Linked DNA regions of Homo sapiens: region 1 is linked to region 2. The links are chromatin contacts, found by Hi-C or POLR2A ChIA-PET in ENCODE. All regions are on one chromosome and are shown on one strand. Each heading gives the region's core, a stretch centred on a gene start or an enhancer-like site at or near the end of the contact. The rest is flanking DNA. Distances are from core to core; before and after follow the strand shown. Region 1 overlaps EVL (Enah/Vasp-like). Region 2 has its middle 33 kb from the start of DEGS2.

The links. Hi-C counts contacts between places; a loop is a spot of excess contacts on that map. ChIA-PET counts read pairs that join two places held with the same protein, here RNA polymerase II (POLR2A). Pooled maps may share reads with other maps.
Region 1: a loop to region 2 is called in a map of CD8-positive, alpha-beta T cell, with 13 times the contacts of the local background. The contact joins two enhancer-like sites. A Hi-C loop is called at or near these places in 39 of 168 maps with a recorded cell type or tissue (B cell, CD4-positive, alpha-beta T cell, CD4-positive, alpha-beta memory T cell and 26 more), 26 of 37 single-sample maps with no recorded cell type and 39 of 50 pooled maps. POLR2A ChIA-PET finds 5 or more read pairs at or near these places in 8 of 52 experiments (CD4-positive, alpha-beta T cell, H1, MCF 10A and 5 more).

The regions. Positions count from the first base shown.
Region 1 is chr14:100,100,580-100,107,486 of GRCh38, forward strand. All of the region lies in intron 3 of EVL (Enah/Vasp-like), which reads left to right. Among named protein-coding and RNA genes, the nearest start is that of MIR151B, 5.5 kb to the right of the region's middle. Within about 2 kb of position 5,237, at least 12 of the 41 ENCODE cell types and tissues checked have a DNase peak (open chromatin) inside an H3K27ac peak, as active enhancers do; they include CD4-positive, alpha-beta T cell, CD8-positive, alpha-beta T cell, dorsolateral prefrontal cortex and 2 more, where a contact is called at or near this core.
Region 2 is chr14:100,189,014-100,195,761 of GRCh38, forward strand. No RefSeq gene overlaps it. Among named protein-coding and RNA genes, the nearest start is that of DEGS2, 33 kb to the left of the region's middle. RefSeq lists silencers at 3,849-4,168, 4,759-4,848. Within about 2 kb of position 3,983, at least 31 of the 41 ENCODE cell types and tissues checked have a DNase peak (open chromatin) inside an H3K27ac peak, as active enhancers do; they include CD4-positive, alpha-beta T cell, CD8-positive, alpha-beta T cell, dorsolateral prefrontal cortex and 2 more, where a contact is called at or near this core.

The DNA of each region.
Region 1 (6,907 bases), core at 3,987-6,486, 87 kb before region 2:
TTGTTTTTGTTTTTGAGCGTCATGTAAATGAAATCATACAGTGTGTATGATTAGCTTGGCTTGTTGGCATGTGTCTGTAGTCTCAACTACTTGGGAGGCTGAGGTGGGAGGATTGCTTGAGCCCAGGAGGCAGAGATTGCAGTTGCAGTGAGCCAAGATTGCACCACTGCACTCCAGCCTGTGTGACAGAGCAAGAGTCTGTCTCAAAAAAAAAAAAAAAAAAAAAAAAATGGAAGTATGAACCTTCCAACATTTATGTGGCTAAGGTACTCTGCCGAGGACCATGCAAAGATGTGCCATAATGTAAGCACCATCTACTTTTAAACATGTTGGTTGTCCCCATTTTCCACGATTATCCTCATGTGGTAGAGGGCATTCTTGTTATTTTTATGTGTATGTATACTTTGTATCTCATGTGTCCATATTCGCATGCTTGTCCAGTTATTTTCCTTGGGCATGTTTCTGTGTCAAACAATATATGTGCTTTTCAAGTTTTGGGTCCGGGCATGGTGGCTCATGCCTGTAATCCCAGCACTTTGGGAGGCCGAGGTGGGCAGATCACCTGAGGTCAAGAGTTCGAGACCAGCCTGGCCAACCTCGTCTCTACTAAAAAGACAAAATTAGGCCGGGCGCGGTGGCTCACACCTGTAATCCCAATACTTGGGGAGGCCAAGGCAGGCAGATCACCTGAGGTCGGGAGTTCCAAGACCAGCCTGACAAACATAGGGAAACCCCATCTCTACTAAAAATATAAAATTAGGCATGATGGTGCGTGCCTGTAATCCCAGTTACTCGGGAGGCTGAGGCAGGAGAATCGCTTGAACCCAGGGGGCGGGATTACGGTGAGCTGAGATTGTGCCATTGCACTCCACTTTGGGCAACAAGAGCGAAACTCTGTCTCAAAAAAAAGAAAATTAGCTGGGTGTGGTGACGCATGCCTATAATTCCAGCTACTCGGGAGGCTGAGACAGGAGAATCACTTGAACCCAGGAGGCAGAGGTTGCAGTAAGCCGAGATTGTACCATTATGCTCCAGCCTGGGCAACAAGAGTGAAACTCCGTCTCAAAAAAATAAGTAAAAATTAGAAAATAAAGTTTTGGGAAGTCTTGCCAAATGCCTTCTAGCATGACTATACTGGTTTACACGCTGTCCAGCACAAGACAGTTGCCCACTCCTCAGACTTCATAATTCATAAGCACTAGGCATTAGTACTCTCATTAATCTTTGTAAACACAAGAGAAGGGAAACATTTTTATTTGCATTTTTCTTTTTTTGGGAGGATGGAGTCTCGCTCTGTCACTCAGGCTGGAGTGCAGTGGCACTATCTCGGCTTATTGCAACCTCTGCCTCCTGGTTCAAGTGATTCCCTTGCCTCAGCCTCATGAGAAGCTGTGATTACAGGCGCCCACCACTATGCCTGGCTAATTTTTGTATTTTTAGTAGAGACGAGGTTTCACCATGTTGGCCAGGCCAGTCTCAAACTCCTGACCTCAAGTGATCCGCCCACCTCAGCCTCCCAAAGTGCTGGGATTAAGGTGTAAGTCACCATGCCCGGTCTGACTTGCATTTTTCCTTACTGGTAAGGGTGAACATTTGCATACATTAGTAGGCAATTTCATCTTTTCTGTTATTTTTATCAGTACCTTTGACAAGTGCAGCGCAGCATAGAGGAACACAGCCTCCTTGCACCTTTTGCTATATCTGCATAATTTCCCTCTCCCCAGGTGCGTGCATCCTCTAATGACAAAGCAACCTTGTATTTCCTTCCACAAATGAATGGAGGCAGCCTAACGTCATGTGGTATGTTCCAGGCTCATGATAGAGGATAAGTACACCTCCTTGGCTGTCAGGTGACATCTACATTGTCTACATTTTAGGAGTTGTTATTGTTATTCGTGTTTGTCATTCCTTGGACCTTTCCTTCTGCTGGAGAAACTTCTTGTTTAGCTTCTAGAGCCATGTTGGTGGGTCACAGATTCCTTGGCTCTTCCTCGTCTGGCTTCTGAAAGAGACGCCATCTGGTGTAATGATGGGGAAGGGAGAGCTAGCAGCTAAGAGACCTAGATTCCTCCAGAAGTGCCAGAGGGAGGGTTGGCGTTTTTCTCCCATGCTGGCCCCTACCCACCCGTTCCTCTTCTCTCCTTAAAGGGCAGTTCTGACCAGAGTATTTCTCTGCTGCCTGCTGATCTTGGCACCCACCATCATACTGTCACCTACTTTTAAAAATGGACATAAAGGGTGGGCACAGTGGCTCACGCCTGTAATCCCACCACTTTGTGAGGCTGAGGCGGGCGGATCACAAGGTCAAGAGATCAAGACCATCCTGGCCAACATGGTGAAACTCTGTCTCTACTAAAAGAAAAAATACAAAAATTAGCTGGGCTTGGTGGCGTGCACCTCTAGTCCCAGCTACTTGGGAGGCTGAGGCAGGAGAATCGCTTGAACCCGGAAGAAAAAGGTTGCAGTGAGCCGAGATCGCCTCACTGCACTCCAGCCTGGCAACAGAGCAAGACTCCGTCTCAAAAAAAAAAAAAAAAAGACACAAATCAGAGGCAAGATTCTGTGGCTCTGGGGCTTAAGAGGTTGTCATTTTATATTTTCCCAGAGAGTTTTTTTTTTTTTTTGAAGGAAAAGGATACCAAAAGTGACAAGAGCACACAGGGAGCTTTCAGATGAGCTTGTGTTTTTGTTTTCTAAAAATATGCAAACAGTAGAAAGGCACACAGCCAAGGACAGATGTAGAAAAGTCAGCGTCCTGTAGGGATTGGATGCCAAGCTTTTCAAATATTGTTCTCTCCCTGGAATGTTTTCTTACCATCTCTGCTTATCAACATCCTCCCCAGCCCTCTGGATCCAGCCTAGTGCTCTCTCAGCAAAGCTTTCCTCCTCCTTCAACTTCTGTCTCCCCGCTTGGCCTCCTGGGACACTTGGTTTCTGCCTCTCTTTATCCATTTCCTCTTCATTTTGCCTGCTCATGTACTGATCTTTCCTCTCCTACTGGGTTTCCCTTTCTCTGGGAAGACTTCTGTGGCCCCCCATGCCCACCCCAGGTGAGGATGAGGCGCCCCTTCTATGTGCTCCCCATGCTCCCCATTGCCATTCACCACTTTGTAACATTAAGGCCCGGCTGCTGTTTGGTCTCCCACAAGGCTGTTGTGAGAGGCAGAGACACAGCAGCTGACCTGGATCCCCATTGGATCCCAGCGCCCATCACAGTGCATGATGCATCCACAGACCCAAAAGAGCTGTTGAGTGTTGAGTGCATAGATACAAGCTCCTGAGGGCAAGGAGGTATGTGCTTTTCTCTGCGTTTTTCACATCCCGGCACCCAGGGCCCTGTGTGCTGTGGGTATATGCATGCACGTGCTGCAGGAGGGTGCGTGTGAGCGTGTGTGTGTGCATATGTACTTATTCTGAGCAAGTTACTTGATCTCCCTGTGCCCCAGTCGCCTGACCTGTACCTGCCCGTTGGTTGTTCTGAGGACTAACTGTGATCATCCCTTTAGAGTGCTCAGGACAGTTCCTAACACCAAGTAAGTGTTTGGTAAATAGTTGCTGTCTTTTTAAAACCCACTGTGACCTTTTCAGGTGGCACTGGGCCGGGGACAAGTACATAGTCTACCTCTGCATTCAGCAGCCCCAGGGGACTTGACTTTTGAGTTCTTCTATTTATTATGATGGTGGTGGTTTAAATCTTCTTCCTCTCAGGCAGACCTTCAGCCGTTACTTTTCTTTTTCTTTATTGTAATATCTGGTCCTGAAAGCTGAAAGTCATTACTTTCATTGTTGATCAGATCTCTGGCTTTAGCTTCTCCTTTTCTCATATTGGATTAATTGGTTATTTATGTGGATAATACTGTCTCAAAGCATGAGTTATTCTCTGGGTTGTGCCTCCTAATTGGTGAAGGTGGCCACTTGGTTTATTTGAGACAATTCTAAGGAATAAGGAGCTCTCCACACTAGTGTGAGGGCCCCAGGGCAAAAGATGTTTTTCTGCTCCTCAGAAAGTTCTCAGAGAACTTGGCAAGGTTTTTATAAACCCTGCAAAGCTCCCGTTATGATGGGGATGAGGTAGTTCTGCATTAAAAATAGTCATAACAGTTACCAGTCCTCATAATAATTTTTATTGGAACTATCAGAAGTCTGAGTGCCTATTTGAGAAAGAGTTTCCTTGGATGAATCACTGCAGGAACATGAGAAAGAAACATGGCACTGTGAGATCAAATGTGTAGATAAATAATCCCCCGCTGAGCTGCAGTCACAAGTGAATTTAAAGATAGGAAGGGTTTTAGGGGTATATAATCCAGTTTCTCCTCTCTTTACTTTTTTTTTTTTTTTTTTTTTTTTTTAACTTTTGGAGCTACTCCTGTAGCTGAAGGAGAAGAAGGGATGGGAGCTGGCCTCACAGAGGGCTTTGTAGAGCCACGGGGCCCCAGGGTCAGACCTTGTGCCGGTCATGCCAACATCCAGGGCCACCTCCTTGCTGCTCCATCTACTGCCTCCTGTTGGGCAGCTGCAGCCAGTGCCCTTGGCCCTGCATGTTTACTCAATCATGCTACTTAGCATGTTTTATTCAGGACACCTCTTTGGTACCAGCATCCCTACTAGCACGCTAGTCCTGTTGGGAGCAGGACCTGTGTTGTCTCAGTCATCCCTGCCTCTCTAGAACAAGTACAGAGGCGACACACCACGGGGACTCAGGATATGTGTGATAACTGCATGAGCCTTTTCACCTTTTGAATCTCAGCAACCCTCTAAGAACAGGGACCCCAATTCTAGCCTTCCAGACTGAGACTCAGGAGGCCTGGCTCTTGCCCTAGTCCCACCATCTGCTGACTGTGTGACTTCATCAGGTCTAGTGACATTTTCGAGCCTCAGTATCCTCATTTGGAAGACAGAGTACTGATTGTCCTCCACAGTCTTTTGCCAGGCAAGGCGCCCTTCAGGGTGCCGGGTAAGCTGTCATCTGCTTGGTAAGAGGTCATGGTGTTGAGGTAACCAAGAGACCTGGGTGCTAGACCTGGCTGTGCTCTTTCTTTGCATGTGCCTTGGGCAACTCATTTCCCTTTCTTGGACCTTGGTTTCTTCGTCTGTGAAATGTAGGTGGTTATCCGTGGCATGTCTGTCTCGCAGCATGAGAGTCCAAGGGGACGATGGCTGTAGAAGTATTTGAGACAGACAGCCTAGCACAAGCAGGAAGGGCTGTGATGGTGACTAGCAGTAAGTAGTAGTGGTTGTAGCAGCAGCAGCCGCTTGGCCACATCCCAACTGAATAGGGAACATGCCTCCCCTGCCACAGTGTCTGAAACTCTGCAGAAAGTTTGACTGTCCATGAGCTTCCTTGAGTCGGGGGAGAACCTGCCCTGCAAGCCGGGAGGAGGCTCTTGCCCCCACTCAGCCTTTGCCTCGCATGTGGCTTTAGTTACGTTTTGTCTTCTTTGTAGGTGTTGATGTTCTAGACTCTGAAATGGCAGTGTCAGACCAGACAAGAAGCTCTCACCAGAGACAAAGTGGAAACGGAGAGCTGTTGGCGATTTAGGGGACAGCGGGGACAGGTGCACATTGCAATGTGCAGGATCATCCTGCGCAGTGAAGTCTTGTCTTGCGTGTCCCACCAAAACATGCAGTTGAAAAACTCAAGCCAGAGCTTGCTCTGTTTTAAGAAAAAGCACTTATTTTTTTAACCAGGTTTAGTATGTGCTGAATTTTCTAGGAATTTGACTACTGCATCCGTCAAAAGAAAATCATACTTAATTTTGTTTGTAACTTTACCAAGAGTTGTTTTCTGTTTCGTAAAGTCCTATCTCCAGCATCGTCACTGTGACGTTTCAGTCATCCATAGACCTCCCCTTCGTCACATCCCATTTGCAGCAGCAGCACTCCCAGTGGGTCTGTGGGTAGGTGCAAGCGTGGACCGCCTCCGTCTCCTAGTGTAGCTGGGTCTGGCCCTTTATGTGTTGTAATGCACATTTTATTATAGACTGCTTCTCTTTTCTCTCTCCTTTGCAGTACATGTAAGGCATTATATCCGAATTTAGGTAGGTAGGTTATGTAATCTATGAATTTCACTTCAGGATAATGCAAGGATCATTACAAAACATTATAATAAAAAGAGGACCATCGGGCCTGAGAGGGTTGAAGTTTTGTGAAACTCGGGCTGGTTCCTTCCTGCATTGCATCTGTGTCTTGCCTGGTTGTCGCTTAACAGTGCCATGGAGATAGCACAGTGTCTGTCTCATTTCACAGCCAGGAAAACTGAGCCCCAGAGGGAGGAAGTTTGTACTTGGCCCAAACCACTTCCTGATATGACCCAGTCAGGAAGAGAAGCCAGGATGAGAACATGCTCCTCTTCTCCTCCAGTGCCTGGAAGTGTGGTGGGAGCAGCTTGGTCTAGCAGGAAGAGTGCATGTCCTGGAGCCGGGCTACGTTGGGTCTGTGTGACCCTGAGCAAGTCACCTCCTCCATCAGCAGGTGGAATGACACCACAGGCCCGTGGCAGTTCACATGACACGAAGATGCCCGGTGCCTGGTATGTGGCCTTCAGGGCCGTGCCCCATGCTGCTCCTCTTTTTGTCCCCACATCCAGCAGTTTTCCATTAAACCACTGTAGGTCCTCTCAGAACTTACTAGAGTCATCGTGTCATCGTCTCCCATTACTCCAGGAGAGCAGGGCCCTGGTGGCACTTGAGGCAAGACCCCAAGCTGATGGCACTCGACCACATAGTGGGAGTGAATTTTAAAGAAAATCCCCCTCAAAGCCTCTGCTGGTGTAGAAGGCAGATAGTCTAGGCCGGGGTAGGGCCAGTGAGTGGGAGCCAGGGAAGGAGGCTTGGGTGTCATGAGACTGGGTTTACATTTACAGATGACAAAACCAAGACCCAGTGAGGGGGAGGATGTGTGCAGGCCA
Region 2 (6,748 bases), core at 2,733-5,232:
GACCGGGCGTGGTGGCTCACGCCTGTAATCCCGGCACTTTAGGAGCCCGAGGTGGGCAGATCATTTGAGGTCAGAAGTTCAAAACTAGCCTGGTGAGCATGGTGAAACCCCACCTCTACTAAAAACACTAAAATTAACCGGGCATGGTGGTGGGCACCTGTAATCCCAGCTACTCAGGAGCCTGAGGCAGGAGAACCACTTGAGCCGGGGAGGCGGAGGTTCCAGTGAGCCAAGATCTCGCCACTGCACTCCAGCCTGAGTGATGGAGTAAGACTCTGTCTCAAAAAAAAAAAAAAATTCATGTTCGAATTTAATTCTCAATGTAGCAATATTGAGAGGTAGGGCATTTAGGGTGTGACTGGGTCATGAGGGCTTAGTGTGCCATTGGATTGACGGGTTATCATGAGAGTGGGCTAGCATGCTCAGCCCTCACCATGTGATACCCTGCACTGCCTCAGGACTCTGCAGAGAGCCCCCACCAACATGAAGGCCCTCACCAGATGTGGCCCCTCGACCTGGGACTTCTCAGCCTCTGTAACTGTAAGAAATAAATTCCTTTTTAAAATAAATTAGGCAGGGCTGGGCACCATGTCCCAGCGTGTAGTCCCAGCATTTTGAGAGGCTGAGGCAGGTGGATCACTTGAGCCCAGGAGTTCAAGACCAGCCTGGCCACCATGGTGAGGCCCCATCTCTACTAAAAATACAAAAATCAGCCAGGTGTGGTGGCACTGGCTGAATTCACGCCACTGCACTCCAGCCTGGGTGACAAGAGTGAAACTTCATCTCAAAAAAAAAAAAAAAAGGGCCGGGCGCAGTGGCTCATGCCTGTAATCCCAGCACTTTGGGAGGCCGAGGCGGGCAGATCACGAGGTCAGGAGATCGAGACCATCCTGGCTAACACGGTGAAACCCCGTCTCTACTAAAAATACAAAAAATTAGCCAGGCATGGTGGCAGGCACCTGTAGTCCCAGCTACTTGGGAGGCTGAGGCAGGAGAATGGCGTGAACCCAGGAGGCAGAGCTTGCAGTGAGCGGAGATCATGCCACTACACTCTAGCATGGGCGACAGAGCGAAACTCTGTCTCAAAAAAAAAAAAAAAGAATTATTAGTATAAGTCATCATGCAGCTTCATCTCTGTTTTGCTAATGTGAAAGTTGATCATACAACCAGGTTACTGTTGTCAGACCCAACTAAAACAGAGTTGAGAGGCCAGGAGGAAAAAGCACTGGGGTCACATAACATTGCTCCAAGAATGTCATTCTCTGCAAACCTGGCTGCTGAAACTGCCTGCTGTAACATGACACCAGTTTACCCACCTGTTACTGAAACAACCTGGTGCAACTCTAAGACTAGTTTTACCTGCGGCATCATCATTGCTCACCAGAGCTTGTCAGCTCCCCAAAACTTTACTAATAGCCATGAACTTCCTTTTAAAACAATGCATAATATTTCTTTTTTATAAAACCTCCAACCTTCTCTTTGTTCTTCAGACATACTGAAAACTACCTGGTCTGTTTATATGCCCCAAATTGCCATTCTTGCTTTTCAAATAAAACTTTTTCAATTTAGAGATTTGTCTCTATATTTTATTTCACTTCACACTTAGAAATTTCTTCTGGCCAGGCAAGGTGGCTCAAGCCTATAATCCCAGCGCTTTGGGAGGCCAAGGTGGGAAGATCACTTGAGCCCAGGGGTTCCATACCAGCCTGGGCAACATGGCAAGACCCCGTCTCTACTAAAAATATAAAAAATTAGCCAGCCATGGTGGCATGTACCTGTAGTCCCAGCTACTGGGAGGCTGAGGTGAGAGGATCACTTGAGCCCAGGAGGCAGAGGTTGCAGTGAGCCAAGATTGTGCCACTGCACTCCAGCCTGGGCAACAGAGCTAGACTCTCTCTCAAAAAAAGAAAAAGAAAAGAAAAGAAAGAGAAAGAAATAAATTTCTTCTGCCAGATACCTTAATTAATCAAGGTCGGCCTTCCATCAAGCCCTCAGGCATGTATGTAGTTCTACTCACATGCTAACCCATTAATTTATTAACCCACAAATGGATTAGTCTATTCTTTTTTTTTTTTTCTTTGAGATGGAGTCTCGCTCTGTCGCCCAGGCTGAAGTGCAGCGGCACGATCTTGGCTCACTGCAACCTCCGCCTCCCAGGTTCAAGCGATTCTTCCGCCTCAGCCTCCAGAGTAGCGGGGACTACAGGCGTGCACCACCACGCCCGGCTAATTTCTTGTATTTTTAGTAGAGACGGGGTTTCACCCTGTTAGCCAGGATGGTCTCGATCTCCTGACCTTGCGATCCACCCGCCTCAGCCTCCCAAAGTGCTGGGATTACAGGCGTGAGCCCCGCGCTCGGGCTGTCTTTTTTGTTTTTTGCTTTTTTTTTTTGAGACGGAGTCTCGTTCTGTTGCCCAGGCTGGAGTGCGGTGGCGCGACCTCGGCTTACCAAAACCTCTGCCTCCTGGATTTATATTTTATTCCTTTTTTTTTCTTGACTAGCTAAAGGAATAAAATATAAAATACTACACTCAATAAAATGATAACAGGCCGGGCGCGGTGGCTCATGCCTCTAATCCCAGCACTTTGGGAGGCTGAAGTGGACGGGTCACCTGAGGTCAGGAGTTTGAGACCAGCCTGGCCAACATGGTGAAACCCCGTGTGTACTAAAAATACAAAAAAATTAGCTGGACGTGGTGGCAGGTGCCTGTAATGCCAGCTACTCGGAAGGCTGAGGCAGGAGAATCGCTTGAACCCGGAAGGCGGAGCTTGCAGTGAGCCAAGACTGCGCCACTGCACTAGAGCCTGGGCAACATAGTGAGACTCTGTCTCAAAGGAAAAAAAAGAATTATAACTGGGGACAGACTTTTCTTCCCTTTTAGAGCTGACCTTCTCTGGGAGAGGCTATCACCAAGATAAATCGGTAAGGCTTAATTCCATGTCCAGTGTTTTTGGCAAAACCCTTGTTCCCGAGGGGGTGAGTGGCCTTCCCAGCAGGCTCTGCTGAATTCTGGAAGAGCCTGTTTCCAGAAACTTTGTTTTGTACATGTCTTGGCAAATGATCACCACCCCCCTCCCCCCACCACCCACCCACTTCCGAAGTGGTCTAGGGCTTAAGTCCAGATGCGGATGGGCTCAGGGCGGGGTGGGAGAAGTCAGGGGAAAAAAAAAAAGAAAAGAAAAAAAAGATAAAGAAATAAATTTCTTCTGCCAGATACCTTAATTAATCAAGGTCGGCCTTCCATCAAGGTCGGCTTCTCGGCTCCCCAGCCCCCGCGCCTCACGGGGACCTCAGGCCTCGGCAGGGTCCTCTCCCTTTGCATCTCCTACTAGTCAGCTGTCGGTGGTGATGGCCCGTGCCAAGTTCACGGTCTCAGCCTGACGAAAGGCGGCCTTTACCAGCCTCAGGACCCCCAACGAACCTGGGGCCATGGCTGGGGAGGGGGCTCTGCCCAGGCTCTGCGTTCTGGGACAGGGGTCCCCAGATGGCCATGCGTCAAGGCCCAGGGACCTGTTTGTGGGCCCGAGAGCACGGGGGTCAGGGGTGGGGCTCGAGTCTCGTCCCAGGGCTCCGGGACAAGCTTCCTGGAGGAGGCAGCGTGAGCTCTGGGAGGTAGAGGTCAAGACCTCAAAAAATGGGGGGACATGGGCGGAGGGGGCATTTTGTAACTCCTACGTCCCTGCAGAAGCCCAGACCCTCAGAGACTAGGAACTGAGGCCTGGCAGAGTGGGGTGGGCCAGCAATCACGCGCCAGGCCACACGAGGAGAGCCCACTGCCCCGGGGATGTCAGACGCGGGGCGGCCTCGGCGACCGCACACGCCATAGAAAGGTCACCGAACTTGGCCGCCCGGCCGTCCCGGAAATCGCTACTGCCCGGCAGCCCTGGGGCCTCCACAACCGCGTCCCGGCGGCTCAAGTTGCCCTTTGTCGCCCCCTGCCGACCAGTCTCCCTGCGGCTCCCGCGCGGGACAATCAGGCGGGCCGGGCTCGGAAATAGTGGGCATGGGTCCCTGAGGCGCGGGGATTGGCCGCTCTGTGTCATGTGTCCTCGGCTCGGGCCAACCAGCGAGGGAGGCAAAGTCCCATCCCGCGCGTCCCGTAGCCCTTCAGCGAGCTGTGGGCGGGGCGTCAGGCCTGACACCTCGGCCAGAGGGCGGGGCCGGAGACCTGAGCGGCGCCGCTTCCGCTCTTTCGCCCAGGTGCCTTGGAGCCGCTGCTCTCGCCTCCCTTCTCCACCTAGCGGCGGTGTTTCACACCCCGGAGTGGCTTTTTGGGGATAAAGGCACAAATCTTTGCCAGACCTCCCGCCAGGCCCCCTGGCCTGCCACGTGCTCCTTGCCGGCCTAGACTCACCCAGGCTGTGCCCTCTGCTCAGAACGACCTTTCCCCCCTTCCTCTCCCCCTCGCTTGCTCCGACTGTTCTTTGCAATCCCGGCTGGGGTTGGGTTAAGGGCCTTCTGGGGCTTCTTCATACCCTGTGCATCTTCCTCCTACTGGCACCGACCACCCCACACTGGGCTGCCATCTGCTTGTCTACACCCACTGACTTTTCATCTCTGTATCTCCCCAGTAAGCAGGAGTGGCTCACAGAAGGCACGTTAATACCTGTGTGTTAATATAAACCAAGGAGCGGGACGATAGCTAGGAAGTAACATCCCTGGGCATCATCTGAGTACCAGGCCCCCTGCCAGGTACTTTAGAGGCTACTTGATGTTCAGGCCCATGGCAGCCCTGGGAGGGAGGCACAAAGGCTCTTTTGTTCCTGGGGAGTCAGTGGAGGCCCCTAGAGGCTGAATGACTGTCTGGGTCCCCCAGCTGGACTGTTTGGGGACAGGCCTGGGGAGCTGAGGGCACCCTCATACCAGGCAGCCTTGCGCCTGAAGCTCTGCTGGTGAAAACTGATGGGCAGGGCCCTGGAAGGGAGAGTCAGCGCCTGCGGGGGCGGGGGTGGGGGTGGGGGTGGGAAGGCAAGCGGAGGGGAAAGGTGAGCATAGACAGGCATTTGTGATGGCCACAGGCCTTCACTGCTACCCTGACATCAGGGCCAATGGCAACCTGCAAGGCCCTTCAAAGCCCTGCTTCCACCTCTGCCCATCTCTGGCTGCAACCTCCTGGTTCTCCCACCCTGTGCTCTATTCTCCAGCTACACTGACCCATGTCAGCTCCCAGGCCATGCATCTGGGCCTTTCACATGCTGCTCTCTCCAGGGTCCATCCAGCCCCACCTCCACCACATTGCCAAGACCAGGCCTTACTTTCCAGACTCCATGTACTTCTCAGCACTGGCCCCACCATTTGTGCTGAGGATCATCAGCTACTGAGACCTGAATTCAACCCCAGGCCCTGGGTTTGAATTCTGACACATTTGTGGCTGACCTTGGAGAACAGCTCATCCATGGGCTCGCAAAACAATGCCGCTGACTTAGACAACACTCTACTGATTTGCTGGCACTGGGCTGGGGCTTTGGTGGACACTGAATCCCCACAAACCAGCCTGCAAGGTCAGACATGTGAAAAGTCCTTTCTGTTTCATCAAGGCTCATCAGGTGAACGTCTCCAACAGGCTCTCACTTCAGCAACATTTCATAGCAGAAGGTGATCTGTCTTCAAGGTTGGAGGCTGGTCCCATAGACCCCAACTCCAGCATCAGGCCAAGGGCTGGGCAAGGCTGCAGGGTTGTGGCTATCCCAAATATGAACTCAGACACACTTAGTTCTGAATCCTGTGTTACCTTGGGCGAATTACTTCACCTCTTTGATCCTTCATTTTCTTCCTTTTTTCTTTTTTGCTTTAGCTTTTCTTTTCAATAAAATTAATAACACGTACATATTTTTAACAGACAAATAGAACTACAAGGCTTACAATGAAAAAAGGCAGTCCCTTGCCTTGCTTTGCCCACCCTGGGTCCTCCCCAAAGAGGCAGCCACTTTGTACTCCTCTAGATGTTTCTTCAGGTTCTCACCTCCATATGTGGAAGTGACAGGTTTACACAGTACTAATGGTTACTGATTTTTTCACATTGAGGTATTATCTAATCACTGCCTACCACTGAGAGGTGAGGGCTTAAATAAACCTTCACATAGGCCAGGCTCACACCTGTAATCCTAGCACTTTGGGAGGCCAAGGCGGGTGGATCACTTGAGGTCAGGAGTTCGAAATGAGCCTGGCCAACATGGTGAAACCCTGTCTCTACTAAAAATACAAAAAAAATTAGCTGGGCATGCTGGGCGCAGTGGCTCAGGCCTGTAATCCCAGCACTCTGGGAGGCCGAGGCGGGCGGATCACCTGAGGTTGGGAGTTCGAGACCACCCTGACCAACATGGAGAAACCCCATCTCTACTAAAAATACAAAAAAAATTAGCCGGGTGTGGTGGCACATGCCTGTAATCCCAGCTACTTGGGAGGCTGAGGCAGGAGAATGGCTTGAACCTGGGAGGCAGAGGTTGCGGTGAGGCGGAGGTTGCGGTGAGCCAGAGATCACGCCATTGCACTCCAGCCTGGGCAACAAGAGTGAAACTCCATCTAAAAAAAAAAAAAAAAATTAGCTGGGCATCGTGGCAGGCTCCTGTAATCCCAGCTACTTGGGAGGCTGAGGCAAGGGAATCACTTGAACCCAGGAAGCAGAGGCTGCAGTGAGCCGAGATCATACCACTGCACTCCAGCCTGGGCAACAGAGCAAGACTGCATCTCAAAAAAAAGAAAAAAAAAAAGCCTTCAAGTACCTACACGTTTCCTTGCCTCGTCTACC